2 separate regions of the Homo sapiens genome follow, and region 1 is linked to region 2. A link is a loop called in an ENCODE intact Hi-C map of the cell type or tissue named here. Cell type or tissue: CD4-positive, alpha-beta T cell. All regions are shown on one strand. Each heading gives the region's core, and the rest is flanking DNA. Links, peaks and the distances in the headings are about the cores only.

What was found. Peaks named below come from ENCODE experiments on the same cell type or tissue, not always from the same donor. Only the 100,000 strongest peaks of a DNase experiment are listed, where the experiment ranks them.
Region 1: it touches region 2 in a loop (10-fold over the local background); 14 of 110 quality-filtered maps call a loop at or near these places.

Annotation. Positions count from the first base shown.
Region 1 is chr7:5,853,793-5,859,171 of GRCh38, forward strand. It overlaps the pseudogene ZNF815P. Among named protein-coding and RNA genes, the nearest start is that of OCM, 24 kb to the right of the region's middle. In CD4-positive, alpha-beta T cell, for the core only: CTCF peaks have their summits at 2,826 (motif pointing right) and 3,030; DNase peaks (open chromatin) are centred at 2,869 and 4,899; H3K27ac peaks cover 678 bases.
Region 2 is chr7:6,107,816-6,113,194 of GRCh38, forward strand. USP42 (ubiquitin specific peptidase 42) reads left to right here. Exons shown (of 18, transcript NM_032172.3): 2 at 3,310-3,559. The coding sequence starts at 3,319. Among named protein-coding and RNA genes, the nearest start is that of USP42, 5.6 kb to the left of the region's middle. In CD4-positive, alpha-beta T cell, for the core only: no CTCF peak of the experiment used is centred there; no DNase peak of the experiment used is centred there.

The sequences.
Region 1 (5,379 bases), core at 223-5,222, 250 kb before region 2:
AGGAGTTCGAGGCCAGTCTGGCTAACATGGTAAAACCCCATCTCTACTAAAAATACAAAGCCAGGCACGATGGCAGGTGCCTGTAATCCCAGCTACTCAGGAAGCTGAGGCAGGAGAATCACTTGAACCTGGGGGGCGGAGGTTGCAGTGAGCCGACATAGCGCCATTGCACTCCAGCCTGGGCGACAGAGTGAAACTCCATCTCAGAAAAAAAAAAAAAAACGTGAGTTCAAGGAACCTGACCCTCACGCTGTCTTATTTCCACCTTGGGCGTTTATTTCCTTGTTTATTTGTGTTTCTTTTCTCCTCCCCAGAAAGCTGACTTCATGAGACCGAGGATCTCGTTCGTTGATCGATGCTACATATTCAGCATGTTAGATAATGAGGTTGGTGAGATTGATGAAATCCCGCCCACCAGGGCCGACCCACAAAGAGCCACTTTATGAAGAACATGCTCCTGAACTCCACTCCACAACCAGCTTTTGAAAAGAAAAATCTGAAAAAATTTGACCTCAGTTAAACTGGTCCAAATGCCTGAGCATAACCAAAATCTTTCCTCATTCACTCTTCACGTGGACCGTGTTTAATTTGGTTGCTGGTGATCATATTTGTTTTAGTAAAGGCTGTCACTCTATCTTGGGCGAAGATTTGGGTTCTGTGGACTGATGTTATTTTATTTTGTTATTTCATTTTATTTATTTTAATTTTAATTTTATTTATGTTATTTTATTTTATGTTTTACTTGAGACAGGATCTCACTCTGTTACCCAGGCTGGAGTGCAGTGGTGTGATCACAGCTCACTGCAGCCTCAAACTCCTGGGATCAAGTGGTCCTCCTGCCTCAGCCTCCCGAGGAGCTGGAACCACAGATGCATGCCACCACGCCCAACTATTTTTTTTTTTTTTTATTTTTGGTAAAGACAGGGTCTTGCTATGTTGCCTCGGCTGGTCTCTAACTCCTAGGCTCAAGCCATCTTCCCACCTCAGACTCCCAAAATGCTAGGGTTGCAGGTGTGAGCCATTAGATGTCGTGATTTAAAACAAAAACCTCTTCTGTGTTTGACACGGGGCCTTTGCACTCGTGCTCTGGCCCTCTGCCGTGGTGCCGCAGTTCTCACTCTGGGATTTTTATTACCTCTGACGTGCCTTCCTGTGGTGACATCTATAGGCAGCTGCATAAATCATGCCCACAAAGAAGGACAAACCGAGGAGCCTGGAGAAGTCAGGGTTCCTCTGGAAATAAATATTCTGTATTCTGTTGCACGCACACATATGTGCCCTTTTCTTTTTTTGAGATGGAGTTTTGCTCTTGTTGTCCAGGCTGGAGTGCAATGGCATGATCTTGGCTCACTGTTATCTCCTCCTCCTGGGTTCAAGCAATTCTCCTGTGTCAGTCTCCTGAGTAGCTGGGATTACAGGCACCCGCCACCATGCCTGGCTAATTTTTTTTGCATTTTTAATAGAGATGGGGGTTTCACCATGTTGGCCAGGCTGGTCTCGAACTCCTGACCTCAAGTGATGCACCCACCTCGGCCTCCCAAAGTGCTGGGATTACAGCCACGATGCTTAGCCCATATTTTCTTATTATCAAAAATCCTAATACTTTATATAGCCTCTAACCCACAATTCCCCTTCCATGAACTTAAAATGTTTACAGAAATTGTGGAGATCTCCCCTTCTTATGGCCAAGATGGATAACCCTTCTTGCCTTAAATACCTACAACTGTACAAAACATAGGAAACAGCAGTTTCTTTTCGTTTTTGAGAAGGGTCTTGCTCTGTTGTATAGGCTGGAGTACAGTGGCAAAATCAGGGCTCATTGCAGCCTCAACTTCCCAGGCTCAAGCGATCCTCCCACCTCTGCCTCCTGAGTAGCTGGAACTACAGGTGTGAGCCAGCATGGCTGGCTAATTTTTATAATTTTTGTAGAGATGGGGTTTCACCGCATTGCCCAGGCTGGTCTTGAACTCCTGAGCTCAAGCCATCTGCTCACCTCAGCCTCCCAAAGTACCGGGATTACAGGTGTGAGCCACCAAAAGCTTTAATTCTTTTTTTTTTTTGAGATGGAGTCTTGCTCTGTCACCCAGGCTGGAGTACAGAGGCACTGTCTCGGCTCACTGCAACTTCTGCCTCCCCAGTTCAAGTGATTCTCCTGCTTCAGCCTCCCAAGTAGCTGGGATTACAGGTGCTCACCACCACGCCTGGCTCATTTTTGTATTTTTAGTACAGATGGGGTTTTGCCGTGTTGGCCAGGCTGGTCTCAAAGTCCTGACCTCAGGTGATCCGCCCACCTCGGCCTCCCAAAGTGCTGGGATAACAGGTATGAGCCACCACACCCGGCCCACTGCTCCCTTTTGACCAATAATTTGGGAATGTGATTTTAAAAAAGCTTTAATTCTTTATATAGCCTCTAACTCACCCTTCCAGGAACTTAAAATGTTTTATTTTTTTCTTGAGACAAGGTCTCACTGTGTCACCCAGACTGGAGTGCAGTGGTGCCAACATGGCTCACTGCAGCCTGGATCTCCTGGGCTCAGGCAGTCCTCCCACCTCAGCCTCCCGAGTAGCTGAGACTATAGGCGCACATTGTCATGCTCGGCTACTTTTAGTATTTTTATTTTCTTGGAGAGATTGGGGTCTTGCTGTGTTGCCCGAGCTGGGTTCGAACTCCTGGTCTCAAGCAGTCTTCCCCCTTCAGACTCCCAAAATGTTGTAAAAATTGTGGAGACTTCCCCAACTTATGGCCAAGATGGATTAACCCTCTTGCCTTAAATACCTAGAAAACCGTACAACACATACGCAAAGGCAGTTTTTAGACACCGGTCAATAGGTGGCACTAAAGACCATGATCTCCGTTAGGGGAGAAACCAATGAGGCAAAGTGTTTCCAGCTGCCGCGGGAGGAGGGCAGCCGGGCAGAGCCCAGTGTTCTCCCTGAGTGCAGGAGACAGAGCTGAAAGTGTGAGCAGGCCTGGCCAGGTGCGGTGGTTCACGCCTATAATCCTAGCACTTTGGGAGGCCGAGGTGGGTGGGTCACTTGAGGTCAGGAGTTCGAGACCAGCCTGGCCAACATGGTGAAACCCTGTCTCTACTAAAAATACAAAAAATTTAGCTGGGCGTGGTGGTGCATGCTTGTAATCCCAGCTAGTCAGGCGGCTGAAGCATGAGAATCACTTGAACCTGGGAGGTGGAGGTTGCAGTGAGCCGAGATCGCGCCACTGCCCTCCAGCCTGGGCCAGAAAGCGAGACTCTGTCTCTAAAAAAAAAAAAAAAAAAAGTTTGAGCAGGCCAAAGCAGCTGGAATTTGCAGGATGGAATCCTGCGGGAGAGATATGCAAAAAAACCCAAATTCTGCAGCTTTGCAAAGGAAACCTCTTGACTCTGAAGCTGAGTGGGATCACCTCACACATGGAGGAAATTACCCGAGCAAGACTAGGGGAAGGAATCACACAATAGAAACAGGCAGAATAATTCCAAAGTCCACAAAAAGCTGGGAACCGTTCGTGTTTCCAGCAGGCAAAGTGAAAAACCTCATAATACCTGGGGCATTGAATCAAGTGTTCAGAGGGGCGTTGCCTTCGTGGTGCGGCAGAATTGGCCCTAGACTAAGGGTTGGTCTAGTTCTGCAAGTCTCAAAAGGACCACGCATCTGGGTGCGGAGGTTCACGCCTGTGATCCCAGTACTTTGGGAGGCCGAGGCGGGTGGATCACCTGAGGTCAGGAGTTCAAGACCAGCCTGGCCAACATGGTGAAATCCCCGTCTCTACTAAAAATACAAAAATTAGCTGGGCGCGGTTGTGCGCACCTGTAGTCCCAGCTACTAGGGAGGCTGAGGTGGGTGGATCGCTTGAACCCAAGGGGCAGAGGTTGCAGTGAGTTGAGATTGTGTCACTGCACTCCAACCTGGGTGACAAACCGAGTCTCACTCTCAAAAAAAAAAAAAAAAAAAAAGATTACGCTATTTCCAAGTCACTTAACCATGTCCCAGAATAAGCTCAAGAATATATTTTTTAAACAAGAATATTCAGCACCCAACCAGGTAAAATTCACAATATCTGGTGCCCAGTAAAAAATCACCAGGCATGGCAGGAAGTGTTGGCTCACACTTATAATCCCAGCACTTTGGGAGGGTGAGGCAGGAGGATTGCTTGAGGCCAGGAGTTCAAGATCCAGACTGGGCAACATAGCGAGATCTCATCTCTACAAAAGTAAAACTAAAAAATTAGCCAGGTGTGGTGGTGCACACCTGTAAGCCCAGTCAGTTGAGAGGCTGAGGTGGGAGGATTGCTGAAGCCCAGGAGGTTGAGGCTGCAGTGAGGTATGGTGGTGCCGCTGCCCTCCAGCCTGGGTGACACAGCAAGATCCTGTCTCTGAAAAAAAATAATCATCAGGTATGCCAAGAAGCAAGGATTATATCCCAGGAAGAGGAGAAAAATCAATGAAATGAAATGACAAAGATAGAACTAATAAAGAGATTAAAACACTTACTACAACTATTTGGTATGTTCAAGAAGGTAAATGAAAATATGAGCATGTTATGGGTAAGTATGATGGCTCACACCTGTAATCCCAGCACTTTGGGAGGCTGAGGCGGGCGAATCATGAGGTCAGGAGTTTGAGACCAGCCTGACCAACAAGGTGAAACCCCGTTTCTACTAAAAATACTAAAATTAGCTGGGCGTGGTGTTGCACGCCTGTAATCCCAGCTACTCAGGAGGCTGAGGCAGGAGAATCTCTTGAACCCGGAGGGCGGAGGTTGCAGTGAGCCAATATTGCGCCATTGCACTCCAGCCTGGGCAACAAGAGGGAAACTCCATCTCAAAAGAAAAAAAGAAAGAGAAAAGAAAACTCGCTGGGCGTGGTGGCTCACACTTGTAATCTCAGCACTTCCGGAGTCTGAGGCAGGTGGATCACTTGAGGTGAGCAAGGTGTCAGAGCCCCAGCACCAGGAAGTGGTTGATTGGAGGGTTGGTAAAAAGAATTTGCTGACATCAGGCTGGGCATGGCGGCTCACATCTGTAATCCCAGCACTTGGAGAGGCCAAGGTGGGTGGATCACTTGAGGTCAGCAGTTCAAGACCAGCCTGGCCAACGATGGCCAGGAGAAATGTAGCGATGGTGTAACCCCATCACTGCTAAAAATACAAAAATTAGCTGGGCATGGTGGTATGGGCCTGTGATCCCACCTACTCGGGTGGCTGAGGCACGAGAATTGCTTGCACCCAGGAGGTGGAGGTTGCAGTGAGCCAAGATGGCACCACCGCACTCCAGCCTGGGGCACAGAGCAAGACTCTCTGTCCCTCAAAAAATAAATCAAATAAAAAGAAGAAAACTGATGTTCTGAGAGATTAAGTGAATTTCCCAAGGGCAGACAGCTAGAA
Region 2 (5,379 bases), core at 265-5,264:
CTCAAGCTTTCTTCCTGATTGAGGGTCAGCTACCTTTGATTGATTTAAATTTTCAATTCAGTTTTCTTAGTTCATTGAAATTGACAAACATCTTTTCTATTTCTACTTGAGTTCAGAAACTTTAAGATTGTATTTTTTTGGGTGATAATCTTACCCTAGTTAAAAATTACACCAGCCTGGCCAACATAGTGAAACCCGGCTCCACTAAAAATACAAAAATTAGCCGGGTGTGGTGGCACGCACCTGTAGTCCCAGCTACCCTGGAGGCTGAGGCAAGAGAATCACTTGAAGCCAGGAGGTGGAGAAGGTTGCAGTGAGCTGTGACAGCGCCATTGCATTCCAGCCTGGGTGGCAGAGCTAGACTTTGTCTCAAAACATAACAAAACAAACAAACAAAAAAATTACAAGTAACAAAATTGATGCTTTTAAAAAACAAATTTGGCCAGGTTCTGTGGCTCATGCCTGTAATTCCAGCATTTTGGGAGGCAGAGGCAGGAGGATCGTTTGAGGCCAGGAGTTCAAGACCAGCCTGGGCAACGTAGTGAGACCCTGTCTCTACAAAAAAGAAAAACCCCAGAAAGTTATTGTGAGCAGCCAGTTTGGAAAGTACATGGGTATTTTATTATCCCTACTTCATAGCATGGGTAGTACTTTTTTGTACTTTTACAGTATCCTTTTCTTTTAAAGACAGAGTCTCGCTCTGTCGCCAGGCTGGAGTGCAGTGGCGCGATCTCAGCTCACTGCAACCTCCACCTCCCGGGTTCAAGCGATTCTCCTACCTCAGCTTCCCGAGTAGCTGGGATTACAGACACGCACCACCATGCCCAGCTAATTTTTGTATTTTCAGTAGAGACAGGGTTTCACCATGTTGGTCAGGATGGTCTCAATCTCCTGACCTCGTGATCCACCCGCCTTGGCCTCCCAAAGTGCTGGGATTACAGGCGTGAGCCACTGCGCCCAGCCTCAATATTAAAAAAAAAATTTTTTAAGGCCATTTCTACTCCAGAGTTTTTTAAGGATCAAATGATATACTGTATGTTAATCATTCAGCACAAGCTGGTGCTAAAAGCAAACGCTAGTTGTTTTCTGTTCCCAGACTTTGTTCATTAAGTTGTTCTCCACATGTATGGAAAGCTTTCTCTACACCAGGTCAGAGGATGTGAATAAGAACATGGTAGAGAACAGCAAGTAAAACAGCTGTGGAGTAGATGCCAGCACAGTACCGTAGAAATCAGCACAGGGTGCTGTGGGGGCCTTGAGGAGGGGTTTCTAACCCCGTCTTGGGGGAATGGTGATGTCAAGGAAAGTGTCCCAGAGAAAGTAAAGTCTAAACTGAGAAGTGGAAGTGTGAACTGGCTGGAGGTGGAAGGTTGGAAAAGAGTCGGAGAAAAGAACAGCATGTGCAGAGCCCAGAGACAGCAGGGACAAAAGAAAAAAAAACAAGACTTCAGCATGGTGGGAACGTGACGGAGAGGGTGTTTGGCGAGGTTATTAGGTCAGACAATGTGAAGTCCAGACATTAAGATGTTGTGCTGTGGGCAGTTGGGCCACTCCTGAAAGGTGTTCTTTCTTCCTTTCCTTTTCTTTCTTTCTTTTCTTGAGGCAGAGTCTCTCTATGTCAGTCTGGAGTGCAGTGGCATGATCTCGGCTCACTGCAATCTCTGCCTTCCAGGTTCAAGCAATTTTCCTTGCCTCAGCCTCCCAAGTAGCTGGGAATACAGGCGTGCGCCACCATGCCTGGTTAATTTTTTTATTTTTAGTAGAGATGGGGTTTCCCCATGTTGGCCAGGCTGGTCTCGAACTCCTGGACTCAAGTGATCCACCCACTTTGGCCTCCCAAAGTGCTGGGATTACAGGGGTGTGAGCCACTGCGCCCCGCCCGGCCTTTTTTTTTTTTTTTTTTGAGACTTAATCTTGCTCTGTCACCAAGGCTGGATATCAGTGGCACGGTTTTGGCTCTCTGCAACTTCTGTCTCCCAGGTTCAAGCGATTTTCCTGACTCAGCCTCCCAAGTAGTTGAGATTACAGGTACGTGCCACCACGCCCGGCTAATTTTTGTATTTTTAGTAGAGATGAGGTTTCACTATGTTGGCCAGACTGGTCTCAAACGCCTGACCTCAGGTGATTCACCTGCCTCGGCCTCCCAAAATGCTGGGATTACAGGTGTGCACCACCATGCCTGGGTAATTTTTGTTTTTCGTAGAGACAGGGTCTCACCATGTTGGCCAGGCTGGTCTCAAACTCCTGACCTCAAGCGATCTGCCCACCTTGGCCTCCCAAGGTGCTGCAATTATAGGCATGAGCCACCGCGCCCGGCCTCCTGAAAGGTTTTCTACATAGGAGTGGCATGTCTAGATGTGGCTACTGTTGGGCGATTTTAGAAATATCCCTAAAAGCCTTCTGTTGACAGGGTGGCATAACCAGAAGGAAGCCTGGCTGGGAACGCTGGACCTGGCTCTCAGTCCCAGTTGCTGACTGGTTGCTTCATTTTATAGGCCCTGGGGATTCTGTCTGATCTCTCATACGTTCTTTATAAAAATTAAGTTAATGTATGTCCAGCAGTTGATGCAATGCCCAGTACATAGAAAATGCTCAATTAGTGGTAGCCCTAATATTTTAAAATAGGACTCAGAAAGAAAATTATAATCAAGTCCTTTCATAACAGATATTTGTGTTTGAGTTTGATATCAGTAATGGCTTACGGGTTTTATTTAAAAAGTCATACATTCCATATAAATGAGCCTCTTCAGAAAAATGGTTTTAAAGGTGAGATCTCTATAATTATAATTTTAAAAAATATAATGTATTTCACTTGGTGCCATTTGCACTTTAAGCACAAAATTAAGTCTAGATTTTTTCTGTGTAGTTGATGCTTTTCTCTGAGGAATTATACTCAAATTGAAGATGTAGTCAAATGTATTACTGTGTATAATTTTTCTAGTTTTAAGCAGTATAGAAGGAAAATATAGGTACTTAGTAAATAAACAGAACTGAGAATTGAAATGTCCAATTATAAACTGAAATGCCAGACTTTTAGGGGGCATGAAATGAAAATGAGAAGTTCTTTTAATCAAATACTTCACTGAAGATTTTAAAATAAAGATTGTTGACATTCAGATTATCATGATGCTAAATGTCCCAAGGGGATTATTACAGAAATGTTAGAAAGTACTATTGTTTTTATATTTGAGTGATGTGTTTGAAAATCACTTTAAAATGGCTGGAATGATCTTCCAAGATCTAACGGTAGGGTAAGGAGATTGCTTTTCTCACCTGATGAAACAAATACATACTTTTCATCTTTTGCAGAGTTGAACAATGACCATAGTTGACAAAGCTTCTGAATCTTCAGACCCATCAGCCTATCAGAATCAGCCTGGCAGCTCCGAGGCAGTCTCACCTGGAGACATGGATGCAGGTTCTGCCAGCTGGGGTGCTGTGTCTTCATTGAATGATGTGTCAAATCACACACTTTCTTTAGGACCAGTACCTGGTGCTGTAGTTTATTCGAGTTCATCTGTACCTGATAAATCAAAACCATCACCACAAAAGGATCAAGGTACTGTTTTTCAAAAGAGAGAATTACCGCCAGAAACTCCTGTGTAAATGCTGCTGGGGCTTGGTGGTTTCAGAGAGGGGCTTATTTTGCAAGGCGTGAGGCCACCTGAGTGGCCAGCAGAGTTGTATTACTTGATGGGCTTTGTTTTCCTGTTACTTGTTCGTCATTGACTGACAACAGGGTAGATTGTTTTTAGTTGCTAGAATATTATTAGTTTCTTTTATTCCAATTTTTTTTTTTTTTTTTGAGACGGAGTCTCGCTCTGTCACCCAGGCTGGAGTGCAGTGGCGCGATCTTGACTCACTGCAAGCTCTGCCTCCCGGGTTCAGGACATTTTCCTGCCTCAGCCTCCAGAGTAGCTGGGACTACAGGCGCCTGCCACCAAGCCCGGCTAATTTTTTTTTTTTTTTTTGTATTTTTAGTAGAGACGGGGGTTCACCATGTTAGCCAGGATGGTCTCGATCTTCTGACCTCATGATCCACCCACCTCAGCGTCCTGAAGTGCTGGGATTACAGGCATGAACCACCACGCCAGGCCCTTTTATTCCAGTTTTTTTTAAGAATAAACTTTATCTTGGTGAGAATTGAGATGGGCAAGCATTATAATAACTTGTTAACCAGTAGTTATTCTAGTTTCCTAAGTAGATGACTTTTACAAATTTAAAGGTGTTTTGTAAAATGGTTGTCTTTTGACAAATGAGCTTTACCCAGTTTTTTTTGTTTTTGTTTTTGTTTTTTTCCTGGCAGTTAAAAATCATTCGTAGTAATAAAGCTCTTTGAAAGAGAGCAGATAGGCTAGGCATGGTGGCTCCACCTGTTATCCCAGCACTTTGGGAGGCCAAGGCAGGTGGATCACCTGAGGTCAGGAGTTTGAGACCAGTCTGGCTAATATGGTGAAACCCCATCTCCACTAAAAATACAAAAATTAGCTGGGCATGGTGGTGTGTGCCTATAATCCCAGCTACTTGGGAGGCTGAGGCAGGAGAATCGCATGAACCTGGGAGGCAGAGGTTGCAGTGAGCCCAAGATCGCACCATTGCATTTCAGCCTGGGCAACAGAGTGAGACTCTGTCTCAAAAAGAAAAAAGAAAAAAAAAAGAGAGCATGTAACACAAATGTTACATTTGTTATAATGATACAAATGTGGTTACATTCGTTAAAACTCATCCAGATAAATGAGACAGTAACACTTTAAGTTGGTACTTCAAGACTTTTGCATTTGAGGACATGAAGATTTGAAATACAATAGAATTTCCTAGTTAGATTGTTGTTTGGCTTAGAGCATGCAGCCCAGACAGCTTTGAATGCAGCCCAACACAAATCCGTAAACTTTCTTAAAACATTGAGTTTTTTTGAGATTTTTTTTTAAGCTCATTAGCTGTCGTTAGTGTTAGTGTTAGTGTATTTTACGTGTGGCCCAAGACAATTTGTCTTCCAGTGTGGCCCAGGGAAGCCAAAAGATTGGACACCCCCTGGCTTCGAGTAGTTTGATCGCCATGTTGTTTTTGAGTCCTTTAGTAAGTTTCTTTTTTTTTTTTTTTTTTTTTGAGACAGAGTCTCGCTCTGTCGCCCATTCTGGAATGCAGTGGCGCGATCTCGGCTCACTGCAATCTCTGCCTGCTGGGTTCAAGCAATTCTCCTGCCTCAGCCTCCCGAGTAGCTGGGACTACAGGTGCGCGCCACCATGCCCAGCTACATTTTTGTATTTTTAGTAGAGACGGGGTTTCACCATGCTGGCCAGGCTGGTTTCAAACTTATAATCCACCCGCCTCGGCCTCCCAGAGTGCTGGGATTACAGGTGTAGGCCACTGCACCCGGAC